Regions from separate parts of the Mus musculus genome. Here regions 1 and 2 are each linked to region 3. Evidence: chromatin loops called from intact Hi-C (ENCODE). Cell type or tissue: heart. All regions are shown on one strand. Links, peaks and the distances in the headings refer to the core of each region. The heading gives the core; the rest is flanking DNA.

What was found. Hi-C counts contacts between places; a loop is a spot of excess contacts. Peaks named below come from ENCODE experiments on the same cell type or tissue, not always from the same donor. Only the 100,000 strongest peaks of a DNase experiment are listed, where the experiment ranks them.
Region 1: it touches region 3 in a loop (7-fold over the local background); 35 of 42 quality-filtered maps call a loop at or near these places.
Region 2: a loop joins it to region 3, with 3.0 times the contacts of the local background. A loop is called at or near these places in 6 of 42 quality-filtered maps.

The regions. Positions count from the first base shown.
Region 1 is chr2:129,171,180-129,178,659 of GRCm38, forward strand. AI847159 (expressed sequence AI847159) reads right to left here. Exons shown (of 3, transcript NR_045264.1): 3 at 6,969-7,480. Among named protein-coding and RNA genes, the nearest start is that of AI847159, 5.8 kb to the right of the region's middle. In heart, for the core only: CTCF peaks have their summits at 3,427 (motif pointing right) and 5,109 (motif pointing right); DNase peaks (open chromatin) are centred at 3,422 and 4,672; H3K4me3 peaks cover 309 bases.
Region 2 is chr2:129,194,050-129,201,529 of GRCm38, forward strand. Slc20a1 (solute carrier family 20, member 1) reads left to right here and starts at 4,724. Exons shown (of 11, transcript NM_015747.2): 1 at 4,724-4,943; 2 at 5,400-6,015; 3 at 6,134-6,274; 4 at 6,451-6,536. The coding sequence starts at 5,670. In heart, for the core only: CTCF peaks have their summits at 3,926, 5,121 and 5,372; a DNase peak (open chromatin) is centred at 4,662; H3K4me3 peaks cover 2,756 bases; H3K27ac peaks cover 2,716 bases.
Region 3 is chr2:129,254,742-129,262,221 of GRCm38, forward strand. No RefSeq gene overlaps it. Among named protein-coding and RNA genes, the nearest start is that of Ckap2l, 39 kb to the right of the region's middle. In heart, for the core only: a CTCF peak has its summit at 4,245 (motif pointing left); no DNase peak of the experiment used is centred there; H3K27ac peaks cover 2,165 bases.

The DNA.
Region 1 (7,480 bases), core at 1,349-6,348, 83 kb before region 3:
CCAGTGGTGTCAGGATGAGGTGGCCCCTGGCTTTCTGGTTCACAACAAGCTAGAGATTTTCAAAGCTACCCTTTTGAGTAAAACCCCTTATTAAAAGAGAAAAAAACATGTTTTCTATGCCTTTGGAAAGACACTGTTTTCCTTCCTCTACCCCTGTTGTTATCAGTAGGCTTGGTCTTTTCATGGTGCTACATGTAACTTGGAAATCTCATTCACACCTTCTTATTGTTTATCATCGTCCTTGTTTGTTCCATTTCTGTCACCGTGCTTAAAGGCTCCAGCGTTCTGTCAGTTGGTCCTATTGATGAGACTTCCGCAGAGATTTTTCGTTGACTTACTATGTCCTCTATGTCTATTATTTCAGGGTGGCTTTTCCTCAGTGTTTCCATCTCTTTGTTGAATTTCTCTCCTGTCTTGCAGCACTTTTCTTACTTCATTTGTCTGTTTGTGTTCTCAGCCAGGAGCTTACGCTCTTTGATTTCCTTGAACACACTTAGAATCTTGAGTCCACAATCTGGGATTTCATCTAACTCACCCTTATTATACACCGGTACTATAGGAGCAGTGGGCTTTTTGGGAAGAGTTTTGTTGTTTTGTGTGTGTGTGTATGTGTGTGTGTGTGTGTGTGTGTGTGTGTGTGTGTGTGTGTATTTCTTATGTTACTGGGTTGGGATTTGTGCATGTGGTGTTATTTCTTTGCTTGGTTTAATTTTTGTTTGTTTGTTTGTTTGTTTGAGACAGGGTTTCCCTGTATAGTCCTGGCTGTCTTGGAACTCACTCCGTAGACCAGGCTGGCCTCGAACTCAGAAATCCACCTGCCTCTGCCTCCCGAGTGCTGGGATTAAAGGCGTGAGCCACCACGCCAGGTTGGTTTAATTTTTAAAATAAATTATTATTATTATACATAAGTACACTGTAGCTGACTTCAGATGCACCAGAAGGGAGTGTCAGATCTCATTATGGGTGGTTGTGAGCCACCATGTGGTTGCTGGGATTTGAACTCAGGACCTTCAGAAGAGCAGTCAGTGCTCTTACCCACTGAGCCATCTCGCCAGCCCCCTTGGTTTAATTTTTAATCAGTTTTATTTTCTCAGTTGAAGTATTTGCAATGTTCCTGTGTGGTCTGGATGTGGTAGAGCTGAGTATACAGTTCAGAAAACAGTTTCTCAGTGCTGGAACTCAGAGGTCCTGGTGGAAGCTCTGGATTCTTCCTTCAGTGTGACATTACAGGGAGAGCCACTACCGTGCAAGTGTCATGCCAGCCAACTAACAACAGTGGTCCTATAACTTTAATAACTGCTGGAGGGTAACCTACAAAGGATAGTGTGGTACCTACTTTGACTTTACCTAATAAGATTAGGATGGGGAAAGAAATGGAGTGGGTGAGGAGAGATATAAGTAAATATATCGAGGTTGGGAAAGCAGCTAGGGAGGGAAAGTTGCCTGGGACTCTGTTAGGGTCCACAGATTTTAGTAACTTTTAAAGCGATGGAAGGTTATAATTCAGATCTAAAACAAGGGGAACCAGAGAGATGGCTCAGAGGTTAAGAGCACTGGCTGCTGCTCTTCCAGTTCCACGGGATCTGACACCCTCATACAGAAATACAAACAGGCAGAATACTAATGCATAGGAAATAAAAATAAATAAATCATTAAAACAAATTAAAAGTAAAAAGAAGCTTTAATATCTTGAATCCCAGCATTAAGGAGGCAGAGGCAGATGGATCTCTGTGAGTTCCAGGCCAGCCTAACCTACATATAGAGTTCCAGGTCATCCAGGGCTACAAAGTGAGACCCTGTCTAGGAAAAAAAACAAACAAAACAAAAAGAGGAACAGAAAGAGTAAGAGCAAGAAGACAAGACATAGGCATAAGGTGGGACGTGTCTGAGATGTGGTTGAAGAGTATACTAAAGAATGCCTTAAAATAGCCGGGCGTGCTGGGCGTGGTGGAGCACACCTTTAATCCCAGCACTTGGGAGGCAGAGGCAGGCAGATTTCTGAGTTCGAGGCCAGCCTGGTCTACAGAGTGAGTTCCAGGACAGCCAGGGCTACACAGAGAAACCCTGTCTCAAAAAAACCAAAAAAAAAAACCAAAAAACAAAAAAAACCCTGTCTCGAACCGCCCCCTTGACCCCCAAAAAAGAATGCCTTAAAATAAGCTGGGTGGGGAAATAAAAACCAGTTCTGCTTTGGAGTCCTCTTTTCTAGCACACCATGGTGGATGACAAGTGATGCTGGAAGCCGGAAGTGACCAGAAAGTGCCAGTTCCCACTGAGCATCTCCACAATGCCTGGGGGGCGGGGGGCGGGGAGGAATGCCTTTCAGCTCCAGGCTCTTCCCGAATTATAGTCCTAACCAAGCAGGCGCAAATCTATGTATCTTAAACTGAGCATGCGCTGGAATGGACCCTTCTGAAAGTGCCGTTCCCCCATATGAATATGTATAAGCCTGCTTGCCAATTCCTGACCCTTTCTCTGTGCTCTCCTGCCTGCAGGTGATGAGAATCCTGCCCGGTTTTGTGTCCTGGCTGGGATTTTCAGCCTTGAACTTGAAGTTACCTACACAGCCACGGCTGGAATGCTGGCGCCAACTTTGCTGTCTTCATTTTCTCCGTTATATTCAGTGTAGGACCCCACTCCACAGGATGGTGCCTCTCACTTTCAGTGTGAGTCTATCGCGCTCTGTTAAACTTCCCTAGAAACACCCTCACAAACACACCCAGAGGTGTGATTCCATGCTGAGTTTAAATCTTATTTGCCAGTGAAGATGAACTGTCACACTTACTACTGAATAGGAAAGCACATGTATTAGAATTTCTATGCTGCAGTGAACTCCATGACCAAAATTTACTTAGGGGAGAAAGAGTTAATCTTATCTTACAACTGTCAGGTCACACTGCATCAGTAAGAGACCTCAGGGCAGGAGTCTGGAGACAGGAATGGAAGCAGAAGCCATGGAGGAATCCTGCCTCCTGCCTTGCTTCTCAGGCCTTCTTCCGCCTACTTTCTGATACACCTTAAGACCATCTGCCCAAGGGAGCACTCGCTCACGTCAACCTAGATGGAGGAATTTTTCTTAACTGGATTTCCCTTTTGCCAAATGACTACAGTTTGCCAAAACCAACCAGCACAAGTGAAAGAAGCAGGCCTAATAAAAATATAAACCCCTCTCCACCAAAAAAAAAAAAAAAAAAAAAAAAAAAAGATTCCGCAGTTGTATGATTCTGTGTGACACCTGAGCCAGACTTCGTGAAGGTTCCCCATCGACTAAGCATCTTGTCACGTGGCCTGCAGGCCTGGATCTGAAGCCTCACCCTAAAGCAGATACTAACAGCATAAGGAGAGGAGGTCCAGGTACTCCTTGGGAGATGACCGGATGCAGTCAGTGCTCCATCGGGTGCCTTGACTTAGAACATCCCAGCAGAGGGCAGTCTGAACTCAGGCACCACTTTCCCCAGTCACTGGTTAGCCAACAAGGCAGATGGGTACCTTGCCCCCTCACTGCCCATGGGAGCTTGAACGTGGTGCCCACTGCTGGCAGCAGCGTCACTAGAGAAACAGGACGCACAAGGACACTGTGTAAAAAGGTTGTTTTGAGTTCTCCCCAAGCCTGGCATCCCGCCACACTCCCCATCTAGGATCCTGGGTTAAAGGCTCCTCCCTGTGCCGGCTGCTCTCTATTCCCACTCACTTTCAGATTCTGTTTCTCTGAGGCATAGATTCTTAGAGTCTTGGAGGTGGAAGGTTGGTTGCAGTAAGTCTAGAAGTTGGCATGTCAAATAGCTTCAAGGGCAGGTGGGGAGCCTAACTGGTGAAGCTGTTTTAGGAAGATGATGGCAGCTATGTTGAAGGAGGGAGGTGAGCCTTGTGAAAAAACAGCTCAATTCTATTGTTTTTCTAACAAGAAATTTGGCTGGGGTGGAGGAGGGGGAAGAGGAGGAGGAGGAGGAGGAGGAGGAGGTAGCTTGAGGGATGGATCAATGGTTAAGAGTATTGGCTGCTTTCCCAGAGGACCCTGGTTTGGTTACCCAGAATCCACATGGTGGCTTACAACCATCTGTAACACCAGTCTCTGGGCATCTGATACCTTCTTCTGGCCCTCTGGAACACTAGGCACACACCAGGTACATAGACATACCTATAGGCAAAACACCTACAAAATTATTTTTTAAAATTGGGGAGGATTTTGGAGGAGTTGGGATGGGAAAGAATACGATCAAAATATATTGTATCAACAATTTTTATTTAAGAAAGAGAGAGGGGGGAGGAAGGAAGGAAGGAAGGGAGGGAGGGAGGGAGGGAGGGAGGAAGGAAGGAAAGAAAGAAAGAAAGAAAGAAAGAAAGAAAGAAAGAAAGAAAGAGAGAGAGAGAGAGAGAGAAAGATGACCATGGGTTGAGTTGCATCATTGGTGATCAATTACTTCCTGATTTAATAGAAGAGAAAGTTAAAGGTCCAGAGAGGAAGAGCTGCTGCCTACCCAAGGAGGGGTTCTATGCCCTCTCTTACTAGAACCTGGCATGTTAATGTCGTGGTACCCTGGAGGAAAAAGGTGAATATAAGCAGAAGTAGCTGGACATGGTTGAACTTTCAGATCTGTCAGGCTGGTGGCTGCTGATTAATCCGAGATTACCTCATTTCCTTCCTTAGCCAAAGACAGCTTGTTTGGAGAAAGCAGCCTCCCCTAGGGCCCAGGGCACTCCTTTTCCTCAGTGAGTCACAGCCTCTGAACCCACTGTGGACAGCCTGACTCCAAGGCAAGAGTCCTCCCACTCCCACTTTTTCCAATGGACACTCCTGTCAGAGGCACTCCACTCCTTCAGCCATCTCTCTATAACTTAAACTAACTTACTCAGACATATTATATTCGCCTTGAAATGGGATCTTATGGGTCCAGAGGATTGCCAGTCTTCAATTTTTTTTTCTTCAAAGATTTATTTATTGTATGTATATGAGTACACTGTAGCTGTACAGATGGTTGTGAGCTATCATGTGGTTGCTGGGAATTGAACTTCAGGACCTCCGCTCACTCTAGCCCTGCTTGCTCTGGCCCAAAGATTAATTTATTATTATATGTAAGTACACTGTAGCTGTCTTCAGACACACCAGCAGAGGGCGTCAGATCTCAATTATGAATGGTTGTGAGCCACCATGTGGTTGCTGGGATTTGAACTCAGGACCTTCGGAAGAGCAGTCAGTGCTCTTAACTGCTGAGCCATCTCTCCAGCCCCAGTCTTCAATTCTTAAAGTTCATGTTTTTAAAAAGGTATAGGCATTGCTTTAGCTGGGGTTCCTATAACTGTGAAGAAACACCGTGAACAAAAGCAACTTGGGAAGAAAGGGTTTGTTTCATTCTTAGTTCTCTAGAACAGCTCACATCAAAAGTGGGAAAGGGAGGCACGCATGCAGGGCAGGAACTTGGAGGCAGGGGCTGATGCATAAAGGGGTGCTGCTTGCAGGCTTGCTCATCATGGCTTGCTCAGCCAGCTTTCTTATGTAACACAGGACCCCCCCCCCACACACACACACACAATGGGCTGGGACCTCCCACATCAATCACTAGTTAAGAAAATTCCCCACGGGTATGCCTACAGCCCAATCTGGGATTAAAGGCGTGTGGGTATTTTCTTTATTGAGGTTCCTCCCTTTCGGTTGACTTTAGCTTGTGTCAAGTTGACGTGAAACTAGCCAGCACAGATGCAGAGCGTGGTTTTCCTGCAACGTGTGCAGGACTCCTGGACGCTGCATGAGCCTGAAAAGGTCTTACAAGTGGTTTTTAGGACGCCAGTGTACACTAGCATTGTGTCCTCCTCTAGGAGGATGAGCAAGGCAGAAGCTTGGTTGTGGATACTTCTTTGCCTCCTCAGTTGCAGGGACTAGGCTGTGGCTACGTAACCCCTCACAAGGCTACGTAGGTCTCTTTAGGTCTCTGGCCAGGATTTGAAATGAAGCTAGCCCTGGGAAGAATGTTATTTCCTTGTCACTATGACTAACTCCAGTGAGGATTAACACAAAACAAATCCCTTTGTCATGGGCTGTCGCTGGTCCTGATCCTCCCAGCCAGCAGACACCAGAGGAGGGGGGTGGCAGAGTGGGAGGACAAGGACTAGAAGGAGGAGGTGGTAGTTGTGGTGGTGAGGCAGTCGTGAAAGAAATTACCTCAAGAATACCCTCTAGGGGAAGAAGTAAGAACAGGTACCTATTTGTTCAAGAAAAAAGGAACAAAAATAGAAATTAAAAAAAAAAAAAAAAGCAGAGACTAATGAGCTTAGCTACCTGCTGTAGGGCATGGCAGAGACAGGACAGGAGGGATAAAGCAGATGGAGTGGGAACAGGACTTCTAGACAGAGCCTTTTGTTCTGACATGACATTTAGGAGCCACTGCAAAATTAAAACTGAGAGTAAAATTTGGAAGAATATGGAGAACCCTAAAATCAAATGAAAAACAGAAATAAACAAATTAAAAGATAATGCCCTTTGACCTCCATCTTGCCTCTTTATAGTTAAAGCAATCAAACTTTTATGACGCATGAAGCAATTAATTAAACAATTCATTTAATCTCTGTGATTTCCTTTAGTCATGGCTACTTTGACAAGGCCTGGGATGGGTGATTTAAAAGTGCTCTAGGCCTCTGTGGGAGATGCTCCTAATCTGGCAGAGACTTGATGCCTCAGGGTTGGGGAAATACCCTGGCGGGGTTGGGGCGGGGCAGGGGGGCCCTCTCAGAAGAGAAGGGTATGGGGGAGGGTCTCTGGGGGGGCACCAGGAAAGGGGCAGCATTTGGCATGTAAATAAATAAATAACAAAAACCAAAAACCATTGAAGCCAGGTTTTTCAATCAGGTTGATGTTAGAACTCAGCTCTGAGAGCCTATTGTATATTCAGCTCTGGGACAGGCACAGAGAGAGTTAAGTGTCCCCGGGTTCCAGGAGTCTATAAACTCAGAGACAAACATCACAAGGTCACACATAAGGAGAGGAGTGATTCCTTTTATTACCCATAAACATTTAAGTGCCATAAGGAGATTTTAGGCATTTTGAGTGTTCTTTGTGGATTGGCTTCCTAGAAGATAAGAAAACTGAGCTAATCCCTGTGGGTTGGATTCAGACAGGGAAAAAGATGAGGGGAAACAAAGAGCAGAACTCACTGAGAGCAGAGGGCGCTCGGGCAGGGATGAGGAGGGGTAGACAGTCCATGCAATGGAGGAGCTCATATATAACTTTCTGGTGACCTCTTAGAGTCCTCAGTCCCACAGGAGGAAGTTGTCCACAAGGGCTGGGGTAAAGGTATTGAATTTCTGATCCCAAATCTCAGTCCTTTGGTAGCTACATCTTGGTAATGGGTGTTTTGCCTTGCCGCTTTCCAATGACTGGCTCAGCAATTGCTGAGGAAAAGGCAGACAGACAGGGGACATTTTGTACGTAGAGTGGTCAACAGTCTTTTTGCATAAGGGAAAAGGAATACGCTCGCTCTTAAGGTCC
Region 2 (7,480 bases), core at 1,349-6,348, 61 kb before region 3:
ATAAGAGTTAGCAGCCAAATCTACCTGACTTGCCTCTGGGCTTCCTGGCATTCTGGGGATAAAGTACTTCATGCTCTGTGCCTTAGTTCCTATGTAAAATAAGATGAAAGTCCTTACAGTGTTTTACATGGCACATGTGCACAGGACAGGAAACAGAGCGAGCCCGGCACAAAGTAAGCATGCAGGCACACTGCAGGTTTTATAATTCTCCCACTTATCTGGGGAAAGACACATGTGGCCAGGCCTGATGGTTTACATGGGGAAAGGGAAAGGACTGTAAAGCTAGTTCTTCCTGAAGGAGTACCTTCTCTTCCAGAGATGTTCTCTTCCTCTGTTCCCTTCATGTCCTCTGGGTAGCCTTGGCAACTGCCCTTGCCTCTGGCTGCACAGTGAGTGTTCCCATGTCCCCTTGGGTTTCCTCTCTTCCCAACAGTCTTTTTCCAGGATGTACATTCATGTGTACTGAATGGTAGCTGCAGATGCATTTCCTTGACTATTAAGTCTCCCTGAGCTCAGAATAACCACGTGTGGTATTGTTTCCTTTTTGTTTGCAATTCTGTAGCCTTGGAAGGTCTTGGTGCACACAGCCTAGCTTTGTGTACTGCTGTGCCAGACAGGCTGTTTTGCTCTGCCCTCTGGAGGTCAAAGTAGGTGGGGTGGGGGTGGGGGTCCCAGACTCATGGCTTTGTGACAGTGACTAACTTATAAAGATACTGTGGGCAGGGTGTTGAAGTTTGGCTTAGCAATAGAGTGCTTGCCTAGCTATGGAAGTCCTGGGTTCTATCCCAGGTACTGCAAATAAGTAAATGTGGTTAAGAGCTCATACTGTTCTTAGAGGACCTGAGTTTGATTCCTAGCACCTATATTGGGCAGCTCACAACTGCCTGTGACTTCAGTTCTAAGAGTATTCGGTGCCTCTAGACACCACAGGCATTCAAGAGCACATATCCACCCACATATACATATTTAAAGATAAAAAGAAATATTAAAAAAAAAAAAACGGACACTCACACTCCATGTATCTCATTGTTGCCACTACCCCTCTGGCAGCAGCCGATTTGCTTGGTCACTCTTCTGCAGCAAGAAGTTTAAAACAACTTGGTCTTGGTGGCTGGAGAAAGGAAGGCGGTGTGGGGGCTCTGCTCTCAGCTAGTTGTTGAATAAAGAAAACCAGTGTTTGGATATGCTAGTACCCTTAGGGGAGCCTTACACGGCCTGATCATTTACTCCTTCCAACAGCCCTGTGAAACGGGGACTCTCCATCTTTTCTCTTTAGAGCTGAGGTAACCAGGTGGAGGATGGTATTTGTACTGTGTCAAGAGACTAGAGAACTACAGAGCAAGCAGTCTGGCTTCAAATTATTTCTAACTACTTATTAATAGGCTCCCTAAGACCCGAGAGCACATTTGTACCACAGCCTCCGTTTTAACGTGGATTAGTCTTCTCAGGCTCTCTGACTCCTTTCCCTAGCTTTAAGAGTACTGGAACCAGTGCCGTTTTGTGTAGTAGTTAGGGTTCCTCACAGTTCCATTCTTCTGCTGTAATAAAATCCTCTGTCAGGAAGCAACTTGGGGAAGCAAGGCTTTGTCTTAGCTTACAATTAATTCCAGGTTCCAACCATTACTGTTGGAAAGGCCAAGTTGACAGATGCTTAGAACTAGTCACACTGGATTCACGCAAATGCATGCATGCTTAGTGCTAGGTTAGCTTTCTCCAGTTCCTAACATTTACTTTTATTTGATGTGTATGCCTGTTATATCTGTGCGCCATGTGCATACCTAGTACATGCAGAGGTCAAAAGAGGGTGTTAGATCCCCTGGAACTGGAGTTATAGACAACTGCGAGCCATCATGTGGGTGCTGGGAATCAACCCGGGGCCTCTGTAAGAACAAGTACACCTGAGCCATCTCTTCAGCCCCTTACTCTTGTATAGTCCAGGGACCCAAAACCAGGCATGCTGGCTAATTTTATGTCAATTTGACACAGTGCAGAATCATCTGAGAGGAGGGAACCCCAACTGAGAAAATAAATTTTTTAAAGATTTATTTATTTATTTTATGTACAGGAGTACACTTCGCTGTCTTCAGACACACCAGAAGAGGGCATCGGGTCCCATTACAGATGGTTGTGAGCCACTATGTGTTTGCTGGGAATTGAACTCAGCACCTCTGGAAGAGCAGTCAGTGCTCTTAACCGCTGAGCCATCTCTGTAGGCCAAAAAGAATTTTCTTAATTAGGGATTGATGGGGGAGGGCCCAGCCCATTGTGTGTGGAGACATCACTGGGCTGGTGGTCTGGGTTCTATAAGACAACTGGCTGAGTAAGCCAGTAAACAGCAGACCTCCATGACCTCTGCATCAGCTCCTGCTTCCAGGTTCCTGTCCTTGTTTGAGTTCCTCTCCTGACTTCCTTAAATGATGAAAAACAACATGGAAGTATAAGCCAAATAAGGCCTTTCCTCCCCAGCTTCCTTTTTGGTCATGGTGTTTCACCATAGCAAAGAAACCCTAACTATGATACCAGGAAAAGGTGCCACATACTTTCAGACTTCAGCGTTCCACACTGAGACAGTCCACTACAGACCTGCTCACAGGCCGACCTATCTAGACAAGCCTTCACCAAGACTCTCTTCCTAGGTGATTCTAGAGTGGGTCAAGTTGAATATTAAAACTGGTAACCAAGTATAGAAGTGCATGAATTTAATCCCAGCACTTGGGAGGCAGAGGCAGGGGGATCTCTGTGATTTCGAGGCTAGCCTGATTTACACAGTAAGTTCCCGGACAACCAGACAGCTACACAGTGACACCCTATCTCAAAAAACAAAAACAAAAACAAAAGACAAACAAAAAACAAGACAATCTAAAACCATCTGACCAACCATCACATCCCCCCTCCTTGATTTCAAGACAGTAAGGACTCTCTAGAGACAGAGAAATCTGTCTCTGCCTGAAAATACATGGATACTAAAGTAGCATAAAGCCAAGTCTCAAAATACTATACTCTCCCTGAACCACAGTGATGCCTTCACATCTGGCAAACCTGGCTCTGGATTCTGCTCTTGTACCTGGATGGGCCTTATTCACCATGGCTGCTCACCTTGGTTGTCTCAATTTCAAGAGGCAAAAGCATGGTCATCAACAGACTGAAGCAAAGCACATCCAAACAGTGGGCAAAGTCATGAGCAATTTCCTCACAAATAATTACTTCAAAAATTGTTTTAATTGGCAGGACACTAACAACCTTTTAACAAACCAGTCCTTTTATTCAATGTTTTATGACCTTGGAAAGAAGTAAGGGCAAAGAGTGTTGCATTTGAAGATGCCAGAATTACACACTGGGGTCAGTGTCCTGGAACATGAAGGTTGTTTTCCAGCCATGACCTTGAGGTCAATAGACCTGTATAACCTATACGAGATTCTGAGTCTACCAAATTATAGGTCACAGGACACTCCTGTGAAGTTATAATTTACAACATGTTTGTTTCTGCTATTCGTTGCCCTACCTTTGGAGAGCAGAGAGCGTTTTAGAGCGTTCTAAACCGGGTATTTCTGGCTGGAATTCTTAAGTTTCTTTATAACCCACATAACTTAAATCTCCCAAGGAGTGGTGACTAGTTAGTTCTGAGCTTAGGCAATAAAACGAACTAATCCATTGTCAGAACTACAACCTTATACCATGTAGGGGACCAGGAAGCAATCTTTATTTCAAAAGGGGATGGGAAAACTTTCAGGATGAGGACATCCTCTGTAACCTTTTCCTATATTCTAAAACAGGCACATTCAAAAAAAAAAGTAACGAGGAAATGAAGGTTCATTTCCTGAACATCTATTGAGTTCCAGTCACATGCTTATATCTTAGCTAATATGATTCTCCTTACTGGGTAAGAACTTGTAACCAGAATACCTGAATTAGTACTGCCTGTCGCCACTAGCCCCGATGAGCTGACAGGAAATGCATCTTTGTTGTGCTTTACACACAATTCCAACCCGTCCTCCAGTCTCTCTCACTCTGCTATTATTTCTCGTTCCAGAGCACTCGGCTTGAGGAGACCTAGGGTTTGTTCAAGGTGACACACTGCAGCAAATATGAGTTAAGAATTCGAATCCAAAGTAACATCCTCCCCGCTGCGCCATAGCCGGGGCTCCTAAAACGGAGGTCCGGCGCCGGGAAACTAATGACCCATGGCTCTCCCTCAGCGCAGTGCCACAGCTGGGAACGCAAGCCTATCCTCGTGACTCCCGAATCTTTCCGTTTTCACACAAGTGCGTGACTGCGGGAGCGAGGTGGCCACGTGAGATCCCTCCACCCTCTCCGGGCGAGGTACAGATCGGGTCCGGCCAAGGGCAAGTCTCAGCACACCCGCTCTTCCGCGTCGCCACCGAGCTGACCCGGGCCCGCGTGGGAGAAACTCGGAACGACCTTGGTGGCGGCCTCAGTCCCCGCGTGTCTGGGCGAGACTCCCCCACAGTCCCCGCCCGCAGCCACCCGGCGTGGCCAGCGCAGACAGGATAACCCGGGCGAGGCTGCAGGGAGGCGGCCAGCCAGTCCCACGTGGACCAGCTCCTCGTTGGGGGCGGGGCCCCGGGGACGTCCAGGCCAATCAGCGCCGCTGCCCAGCTCACCCGGCTAGGCGCGCCCGACCAGCCTGTGGTTGCGTCACATCGGAGGCGGGACCTCGGGCGGGCGCGAGGCTCGGCAGGTCACGTGGGGCGCAGAACCGGCTATAAATAGGAGCCGGCGGCATGCTCTCTATATGATGGCCGCCGGCGCGCGTTGCGTGTTTTCACCTCTCGCCTGCTGAGGCGCCCGCGGCTGCTTCACGAGTGGGTAGAGAGTCCCTCCGTGCTGTGCCCGGTGTTGCCGTCCTGGGTTGTGCGACCGTGGCTCGAGCCTGCCTCAGTCTCGTTCTTCTGGTCTCTCTGTTCGGCCCTCAGTTTCCTTTGGTGAGTGGCGGCGCGGCACCGGTGGTGCAAAGGTCCTTTCTTCTCTGGAGTGGGCTCGGGTGTGGGGAGCTGGCTGGCGGGGGTGGGATGCAGGCTGCAGGACCCCGCTACGCTGCTGTCCTCCTCCCGCCTCCCCACGCACGCCGCGCCCTTCCGCGGGCCTTTTCGGCGGTCCTCGGCAGGCGCGCGCGGGAATGGTCTTTTTTCCGATCATCCACGGAGGGCGCGCGCGGGCAAGCGGCCGGAGACTGAACAGAACTCGTGGGGCGGGGCGGGGCGGGACGGGGTGGGGGGTGGGGGAGCACAGAGATCGCCCTGTGCCCCACCTTGCACAGCGTTTGGGGGACTGAAGACATAAGTGACGGGCGGGGGGGGGGGGGACTATGCGGAGTCCCAGGCTGCCCTCTTCCCAGAGATGCGCCGCTATTGTTATTTTCTTCCACTTCGTCCCCCCAGGATGAACTTGCGTCCTTTCTCTAATCCGCCATGGAATTCTGCTCCGTGCTTTTAGCCCTCCAGAGCCAAAGAAACCCCAGACAACAGACGCCCAGACGCAGCAGCGTATAGCAGTAACTCCCCAGCTCGGTTTCCGTGCCGTAGTTTACAGTATTTAATTTTATATAATATATACTATTTATTATAGCATTTTGATACCTCATTCCGTTTACACATCTCAAAAGCCGCTTAGTAATTCTCTTATTATTTAAAGAACCACTACACTAGAGAATGGAATCTACTGTGGCAACGATTACTAGTACCCTAGCTGCTGTTACTGCTTCCGCTCCACCGAAGTATGACAATCTATGGATGCTCATCCTGGGCTTCATCATTGCATTTGTCTTGGCATTCTCCGTGGGAGCCAATGATGTAGCAAATTCGTTCGGTACAGCTGTAGGCTCAGGTGTAGTGACCCTGAAGCAAGCCTGCATCTTAGCTAGCATCTTCGAAACTGTGGGCTCCGCCTTGCTGGGGGCCAAAGTGAGCGAAACCATCCGGAACGGCTTGATAGATGTGGAGCTGTACAACGAAACTCAAGATCTGCTCATGGCTGGCTCCGTCAGTGCTATGTTTGGTAAGTTGTAGTTATACCTTATGTTCGCTCCAGTCTTGAACCTTCTCTCCGCAAGGACGCACTGCTTATGTAACAGTTTTGCCATCTACCTGACAAAATCTGATTAATTCTGTTTCAGGTTCTGCTGTGTGGCAGCTCGTGGCTTCGTTTTTGAAGCTTCCGATTTCTGGGACCCATTGTATTGTCGGTGCAACCATTGGTTTCTCCCTTGTGGCAAATGGGCAGAAGGGTGTCAAGTGGTCTGAACTGATAAAAATTGGTATGTTGAATTTTAAATGGTTTTATTTTCGTTGTGTGCTGCTGTGTGTCGTGGAGTGGGAGTGAAGTGGAGGGGCAAGTTGAAGAGTATCAGAAATGGAGCACCTACCATTTCGGGGTCTTGTTAACAAAAACGTACTTTCCAGACCTGACACTTCATTTTGTATTCTATTCCAGTGATGTCGTGGTTCGTCTCTCCGCTGCTTTCTGGTATTATGTCTGGAATTTTATTCTTCCTTGTTCGTGCGTTCATCCTCCGTAAGGTAACCTTTCTACTTGCGACCTTTCATGAGTCACATTCAGTCTTGTTCAAACTCACTGGTATTCTTCTCAGATGTGACTGGTATGTAAGTATGTGGCTTTGAAAAGCTAAAAAGTTCTTTGTTCTGTATACCTCCTGTATGTTGTGGAGTTCTGTGAAAGAAGCAAGTTTTTAATGCCCCAGAGGGCATTCAGGAAGGAAAAACTTGAGTAGTTCTATGGTCTGCCAAGAAATAAAGAGACTGGGAGTGAAAACTAAGAACATTGTTTAAGGTGGCTCTGTCTGTCTAGGTCACTACATTCAGGACAAGTGGAATTGTAACCTTTTAGTTCAACAGGTCACAGAATCCTTTTTAAATTCCTCTCCCATGTTGATTGTCAAGTACATAGAAGTTTCTAGAGGAGGCTTTCTACTTGTAGGGACTCCACTTTCTCAGTAAGAAGAGTAGGGATGAGTTGTTGGGGGGGGGGTTGTTTTGTTTTCTTTTTGCTTTAAAAAAACAGGAAGCCATTGAGTTTCCTGACTACTTGAAAACCCCTTTTGAGAGACTTAGTGCAATTTCTTTTATCATGGAGACTGAGCCTGGCTCCACACAAAAAAAAAAAAAGTCGACAACAAGGGATTTTGTTGACTCTGGGCTGAATTACAGTAAGAATAAATGAATTTTTCTCAGGAGACAGAGTTGTCCTATTTTCTAGGGTGAGTGGCTCTTAACAGTCCTTTGTTAAGCTCTTTTAAAATTCCCCTAAACAGCAGAAATCTGAGTGAGGGGAGATAGGTACCTTATCTTAATGGAAGGTGTGTGTTTAGACTCCCTGCTTCTTGATCTAGTTCTCGGAGTCTCTGGGGAATGACTTCTCTCAATAGAAGTCCTTCCCTGACTCCTTCCTGATCCTATACTTACCATTAGGTGTCTGGCAGAATGTGTTTCACGTGTGGAGCATT
Region 3 (7,480 bases), core at 1,205-6,204:
TTTAACCATGTGATCATGTATTCTATAGGTGTTGAGGACAAGGAGCAGAGCACGGATTTCCCTTGTCCCAGGTAGGATCACTGTGATCATTCCCCTTTCCCTTTTCTTAGAGAGCGTCCCTAGGAAACTTTTTTATTTATTTATTTATTTATTTATTTATTATATGTAAGTATACTGTAGCTGTCTTCAGACACTCCAGAAGAGGGAGTCAGATCGCCTTATGGATGGTTGTGAGCCACCACGTGGTTGCTGGGACTTGAACTCAGGACCTTCAGAAGATCAGTCGGGTGCTCTTACACGCTGAGCCATCTCACCAGCCCCCTAGGAAACTTTTTACAACTTAGAAATAAATGCTACATTCACTTTTCAAAGTGTTTCTTTTTCTTCCTGCGACTTCAACTAGCAGGCTGAAAGTTAGAGCCACACAGTTCCTGCTGAGATAGAATAAAGGCCACATTACTGAACCCCCCCTGCTGTTAGGCTACAGGTGTTACTTGCTTAAGCCAGCAGCTTTTAGCACTCAGAATGAGCAAGAAAGTTTTTAGGACTTTTTAGAAATTATCCTCACATTCAGTATAATTAGAGAACTACCGCATCTGGAGACCATCAGTCTTTAAGGCCACACCAGAGTTCTACTTGTTTCAACCCACTCCAGGCCATGAGGCTCTCCTCAGGGCTGGTGGACACTTCCACCCCCCCTCAGCTGTTGACTCTGTTTTGGTGTGATACTGGCTATCATCACGGGAACCTCTTTGTGTCCTTTTGAAGCCTCTTCCAAGATGCAGCTGATGTCATGTCCATCTGTCAGCGAGGGGCTGGAATCCCAGGATCCCTGATCTGTCTGTTGGTGTTCCTGAGCAAACCACAGACCTCCAGTCACCATAGACCTTACCCCATTTTCTGCTGAGGATTTTGGTCCATGCTTTCTAGGCCAACACCCAACACCCATGCCTTGGACATAAACATGCAGGCATGTGGGTATGCATGCAGGTATATGTGTGCACGCTTACGTACATGCAGGACAATATACTGTCTTCTGCAGGGCTGTCTTAAAGAAACACTTTGAAGGACTTGGAGAAATATGTGGAGAAAGATATGAGTGGCCATAGATCACAGATTCTGATTGGCTCATCCCTGTTTCCCAGGTAGCAGGCAGCCAGGCCCCTCCCTGTTCATCTCCCTCAAGGCTTACACAGACCTCTGGCTTTCTTCTATGGAACCTAGGTTGTAGGTGACACCCAGGGCTTGAAAGCCATGAAAGACAAGTTAGCAGACCCCTGGGAGGCCCAGAGCTGGGAGGTTGGGAAATCAGTACCTTGCCTTAGGCAGGCATCCCCATCTTGCTGGGTAAGATGGATGTAGTTGGGAAAGTGCTTTGGGCCAACAAACTACAGCTGTACTGACGTTTGAGTGTGTGCACAGAAGGGAGGGGCCCTGGTTTCCTTTATGGCCCCAGGGGACCCTGAGACACTCAGAGGGGAGGAACAAAGGCCTTTTTACCCCCATCACCCTGCATCTTGGGTTCTAATTTCTTGGTCTTTCAACTCCAATTTTCCTACCATCTTGTGCCCGAGGGCCCAGAATAGGGGATGATGTAGTGAAGGCGGAGGGAGGCTGGATGCCCTCCGGCCTAGCATAGCCATGACCCTAGATCCCTGTCCCTCCCAGGCCATCACAACTTACTTGCTTGCTGTCTCGAGTTTGAGGAGCCAGGGTACAGGGGTGTGTATGTGGAAAGAGCAGGAGGGCTGGCCTCTCCTGGTCCAAGCTTTGTCTGAGGAAGAGGTCTATGAATCGTCATTTCTTGTGGGAAAGCCTCCCTGGAGTCTCTGAGTGGATGGGGCCGGACCACTTACATCCTCCTGTTAAGAGACAGTAATGTATTTGAGGGGGACTTGGGGGCATGGGGTGGGTAAGCTAAGTGACTGGCAGGTCCAGGAGATCAAAGGACAGGGTGGGTGGTGACGGTGGTCCTGTTCCATGTCCTTGGGGCTCTTCACTGTGTGTAGCTCTGGAGGCTTGCCTGAGAGTTCACATGAAGGGACCCCTCCCCCACTCCCCCAATTACCATTGGTCATTTACTGTCTGGCTTGGCTGGGGGTGCTGTGGATAGAAACATCCTGGTTCCTTGGCCCAGGGATGTCTCACTAGACTCTCACTAGGTAGGCAGGCAGCAGCCAGCTCACTTCTTGGACTGTATGCCCATGTATACTTCCACATTTCTGCACCCTGCCCCACAGGTAGAGGCCCACAATTTGGAGGTCCTACTTTGCCCTGATTGTGGTAAACACACAAAAGCCCCTCTTCCTTCCCTTCCCTGCCTGCCTGCCTTCCTTCCTTCCTTCCTTCCTTCCTTCCTTCCTTCCTTCCTTCCTTCCTTCCTCCTTCCCTTCCTCCTTTCCCTCTTTCTTTCTTTCCTCTTTCTTTCAGAAGAGACAGTCCTGAGGCAGGTGGACATAGTAAGGGCAGTTGTTGATGTCCTGTGTTTCATGGATGGGAGGCTCCCTGACCCTAGATTTTACCTTACCTATGGCTGCTGCTGGCTCTACTAGCTTGCCTGTCCCTGGAGACAGGGATCTACTTTTGGGCCTGGTGACCCTTCCTCATCACTGCCACACTAGTCTTACCACATAGACCTCCCCACCCTCCCTGACCAGGGATGGCATGGTTCTCTTGGCTCAGGGCTCTCTCAGCCCCTCCAGGACTCCAGAAAGCTCCATGTGGGTAAATACACTGGTCCCCACCATCCCTGTGCTGTCAATTCCAGAGGTGCCAGCTCCAGCTACTGCCTATGCCATCAACACCCCATGGCTTCCACCCTGGGGCAGAACGGTGAGCCAGTATTCAGTCATTCTTTGTTGAGGTAGACTCATCAGACAAGGTATGTGAGTTTCTCAGAGTTTGTCTCGTGTGTGTGTGTGTGTGTGTGTGTGTGTGTGTGTGTGTGTGTGTGTGTGTAGGCATTCTTTATACTAGAGACCTCAAATTTGGGAATATTGCCAAACTTAAGAAGTAGCAGGACTGGAGGACTTGCTTGGGAGTTCCCGAGCTGTCCCAGGAGCTGAGCATCTGGGAGAAAGAGAAGGATGAGCCAGGAGGGTTGCCATGTTTCTGTCTTCTGGAAGGGAATCTCAGCTACTATGTGACATATGGAGATCTGTTTTTTCTACACAAGGAGGCAGAGATGTAAAAAGTTAAGAAGTTTGTCCAAAATCACACAGGTGATAGGGATCAAGCTGGGACTAAGGTCCCCATTTTCTAACTTGAGGTCCTCAAGTGATTCCCATAGTGGGCTTCCTCTCCCACCCTCCCCACCTGCCCTGAGAAATTAGTGTGTGGAAGGCACACTTTCTCATCCATGAGAGAGCGGAACTTGTTTGCTTTGAGCTCAAACAACCTCAGGTGTGCTGTTAGCTCTGTTGGGTCTGAGTCATTGACTCGTGACTTATGGAAGGTTGGCCACCTGACTCTCTGGCTGCCTCTGTCACACACAGCCCATGTGTATCCTCTTTGTTCTGGGTTTAGTCTTAATCTGACCTAAGGGAGTGGCTGGGGTTCAGAGTCCTCTGGTTGGGGGCTGACAGACAAAAGTGGCCAGGGACAGTGGGGAACCCAATGTTACTCACCACTGCTGTCTCCTGACCCTGTTCTCCAGAGTAGTCTAAGCATCCGGAGAAGCTACACACACACCTGGCACATCTGTACAAGAGTGTGAACTTTCCTGGGGGGAATCAGGATGAGGAGTGAGGACTGGGGCCCTGGCACACAGAAAGCAAGAGGGTTTGATTTGGACCAGACTCCCCTAGAGACCCCACTGAAGCCTCTTGGGGGGTCACCCTCACGCTAGGCTTCCCCAAAGCCTTTCCTCCCCTCCTACTGGGCACAGACACAGGCGCACACACAGCCCATGGGTGTCCCGTCCCTCCCCTCCTCCTCTGGCTCCCACTCCCCATGTGCTGTATCCCCTAATGTTCTGTGTCGCCTTCCCATATGGGTCTGAGGAAGGTTCATGGTGCTATCTTTGGAAGAGGGACATTGGAGCTGTTATGGGCTACAAGCCATCAACTCCACTAAAAAAGAGATGTTAAGTGCTATGTGGCAGGTGAGGAGGGGTAAACCAGAGAGGAGACGAGCGAGACTTCCCTAGCCTGTCTAGATCTAATTTGTCTCCATTTGTGCCCAACCATTTGATTTTCCCCAGCTTTGTCTAAGTGCCTCCTGACCTTGTCCTACAGTGCCCTCTGCTGGCTATTCTACTAAATGACAGTAACATGCTTTAGTGGAAGGATTGCCATCAATTCTGTTTCTGGGACTTGGCCTCTCTCTGGCACCTCAGTCCTCACCATGAACACTCTCCAGACATGCCATGCCTGACTGCTGGACTGGGCCTCATGCAGCTGTCATGGATGTCTGGGGTCAACGGAGAAGAAGCCTGAGAAGATGGGATTCTGGGTCAGTGACCTGATGGGTCTTGGGGAAAAAGAAAAGAAAACATTCCCTGTGGCATACTGAACAGAAAACCTGGGAGATTCCCACAGACCATTGAGGTTGAGAGTTACAGAGAAATATGGCAATCTTAGGCTCAGCTGGATCTGGGCAGAGACTTATAAAGCTTAAGGCGACTAGCATGTAGCCATCTGAGTGGTCCTTTGGCCTGGTCATGTCGGCTGGCAGGATCTCAGATTTTTACAGGTGAGGAGGTTGAAGTCTAGAGACAGGAAAACTGTCTGGAGCCAGCTCTCCAGTTTGAAAACAGGACTGGGAGGAGTCCAGGGCAGCGACTGTAGGGCTGGGCGCATGGGCCTAGTCCTCGCCTAGTCCTCTGCTGTGTTCAGCCATGGCTGCGCTGATCACTCTTTTGAGCCAGTCAGGTCACACCGAGGGAAGGCAGGAGCAGAGCCTGGGCAAAGTGGAGAGGTATACTATCTCTAAAGTTCCATACACGAGCTTGTCTAGCATGCATGAGGTCCTGGGTACTAGCCCAGCACTGAAAATAAAAACTATAGGATGTGCCCTGGTTATGAGGGACATCCTAGGATCCTATCACAGAGTGCTGAGGCAGGAGAATGGCAAGTTCTAAGCTAGCCTGGGCTACATAATGAAGATCCTGTTTCAAAGAAAATACCCCAAAGAAACAAAACAACCCATCAACCAGTCAACCAACCCCAAATACCCAAACTACTCGTATGCATCCTGTGGTTTTAAAAGAGGCAGCTTCTTTCCCGCAGGTGGATATGAGCCTCAGTCCCCAGAGGGTTTGGACACTGGCAGGACTGCCTGGCTTTTCCCCATCAAGGGGTCACCCTCAGGGAGCATGCTCAGGGGCACAGGAGGACCTGTTTTTGGATCAGACTTCTCTAGTGACCCCCATTGAAGCCTCTTGGGGGGGTCACACTCACCCTGCACCTCCCTTAGGCCTTCCCTCCTAACCCACAGACTCAGAAGCCTGTCCTCCCATGCAGGTGCACACACAGCCCATGGGTGTGCCCTCTCCATCCTTCCCCCTCTGGCTTCCAACTCCTCCTGCGCTGGGCAGGAATCTGTATTCATCATGTTTCACTCTGGCCAGAGGGTAGTCCAGGAGCTGGACCTGTGCTACATCATCAGGGGCAGCCTTCCACTGTGGCTTCCTCCAGACCCTCTTCTCCAGCCAGCTGGTGCACTCTGCAGACCTCCAAACCACCACCTACCTCACCTTCCTCACTTCGCACTCAGCTCGCTATTTCGAGCAGTCCCTGAGCTGGTAGCGAGTCTCTGCCTCGTCTCTCTAAGCAGCTCTGACTCTCTACCCAAGCGGGACTCACTGGTACTCTACCCGCTCAGGACTTTGCAAGGTCCTCAGGCCCATTAACCGACTTCTGGACACCGTGGGGTCGAAATCTTCCAGATGCTTGCTCCCGACTCTTAAAAGCAAACACAAGAACAAAAAGCAGGAGTTAGGACTGTGTAGAAAAGGTGCTACCATGGATGACACTCCTCCTCATGTCCTACCTTACCCTCTGCTTTAGAGTGCGATCCTGCTGTCTGGAAGCAATGCCTATAGTAAGGGAGGGAGCACAGCCCTCGCTTATCAAGCATCCAGTGGCTTCTGGGGACCGGGCAGGAGATGATTTGTAAGAGGCTGTGGCTGGTTTTCCTCTGGGAGACCCTAGGATACTTCTGGGTTAAGCCCAGGGAGGCAGGATGGTTGTGACCACACAGGGAAGGGTCCATGGGGACAATCCATGGGTGGCTTCCTGGAGTTTGTTGGTCCATCCCTGATTTTATCCTAAGATAGAAACCTAGGTTAAGGGTCTGGACTGCAAAGTAGATTTGGGGGTTTTCCCAGATGCCTGCTTCTCCCCACCATTCTCCCATACCCCAGATGTTCAGGAGGGGACTGATTATTGAGTATTCCCAGGGCTGCAAGGACATGCTGTGTCGCTTACACTGTCTTTGATGGGCAGTGGTAGAGAGCTCTTGGCAAGGCTGAGTTGCCCAGGACATTTGTTAGGCGTCATTACATACGGCAAGGGAAGGAAAGACAGGTCTCAGTGACAAGGGGAACAATGAAAGAAAGAAATTTGACCTCTTGACCTGGGGATTTTGAGGAAATGAAGCTGCCAGAGGCTTCCTTGCTCTGTGCACTCTGTGGGCTCCTTCTACAGCATATGTGGCCAAGCACTGTGGGGGGGGAGACTGCATATCTCAGAAGCCACGGGGGTTCATCTACATCCGTGTTCATCCCAACAGAAGCCTCATGACTTGCTTGTGGAGTAAGAATGGGCTAGCCTGGACCCTGCCTCCTGATTCCTCCCCTACAGTCAGAACGTGAGTGACTGGGATGAAGCAGTCTCTGCTTTTTGTAGCAGAGCTGGGAGGAGCCATGTCATTGTGGCTGAGAAGCTCTGTGGCTTGTGGCTACTATGGGGGAGAGCAGTAGTGACCCACACAGAGGCACTGGGAAATTCACAGAGACTCTTTGTTTCCAAGTACAGAAATACATAGTTATGTAGAAATACATACACCTATAAATTGCTTGTATCTTTATTTAATTCCCCTGTTTGATTTTGATTAGGGAATTATATTGATTGTTAAAATTATGGAGATAATGACATTGTTTATGAATTCCAATTCAGGTTAGTCTTGGGATTTTGCTTTCAAAATTAGGGACATTCGGGTCTTCAGCGCCACCACGGGATCTGCTCACCAGCTGACTGTTGGCGTCCTGTAAGCACCCTTTACAGATAGATAGCTGTTGGTTGGTCCATCATCCCAACCCATCTGCTGTGCTCTGCAGGAGAGGGTAGGACTTTTTCAATGGTTACTAAAAAGGACTCCTGAGTGGGAGTCTTTAGATGCCAGTGGCCAAGGAGGAGGACCTTTTGACCTTAGAGCTGAGACCCCTGCTGTCACGAGGGACCTTATTTCTGCTCTGACACTTGTGGGGCTTGCTTGCTATAATGTCCTGTCAGGTCCTCTTCTGCTGGGGGTGAGCAGA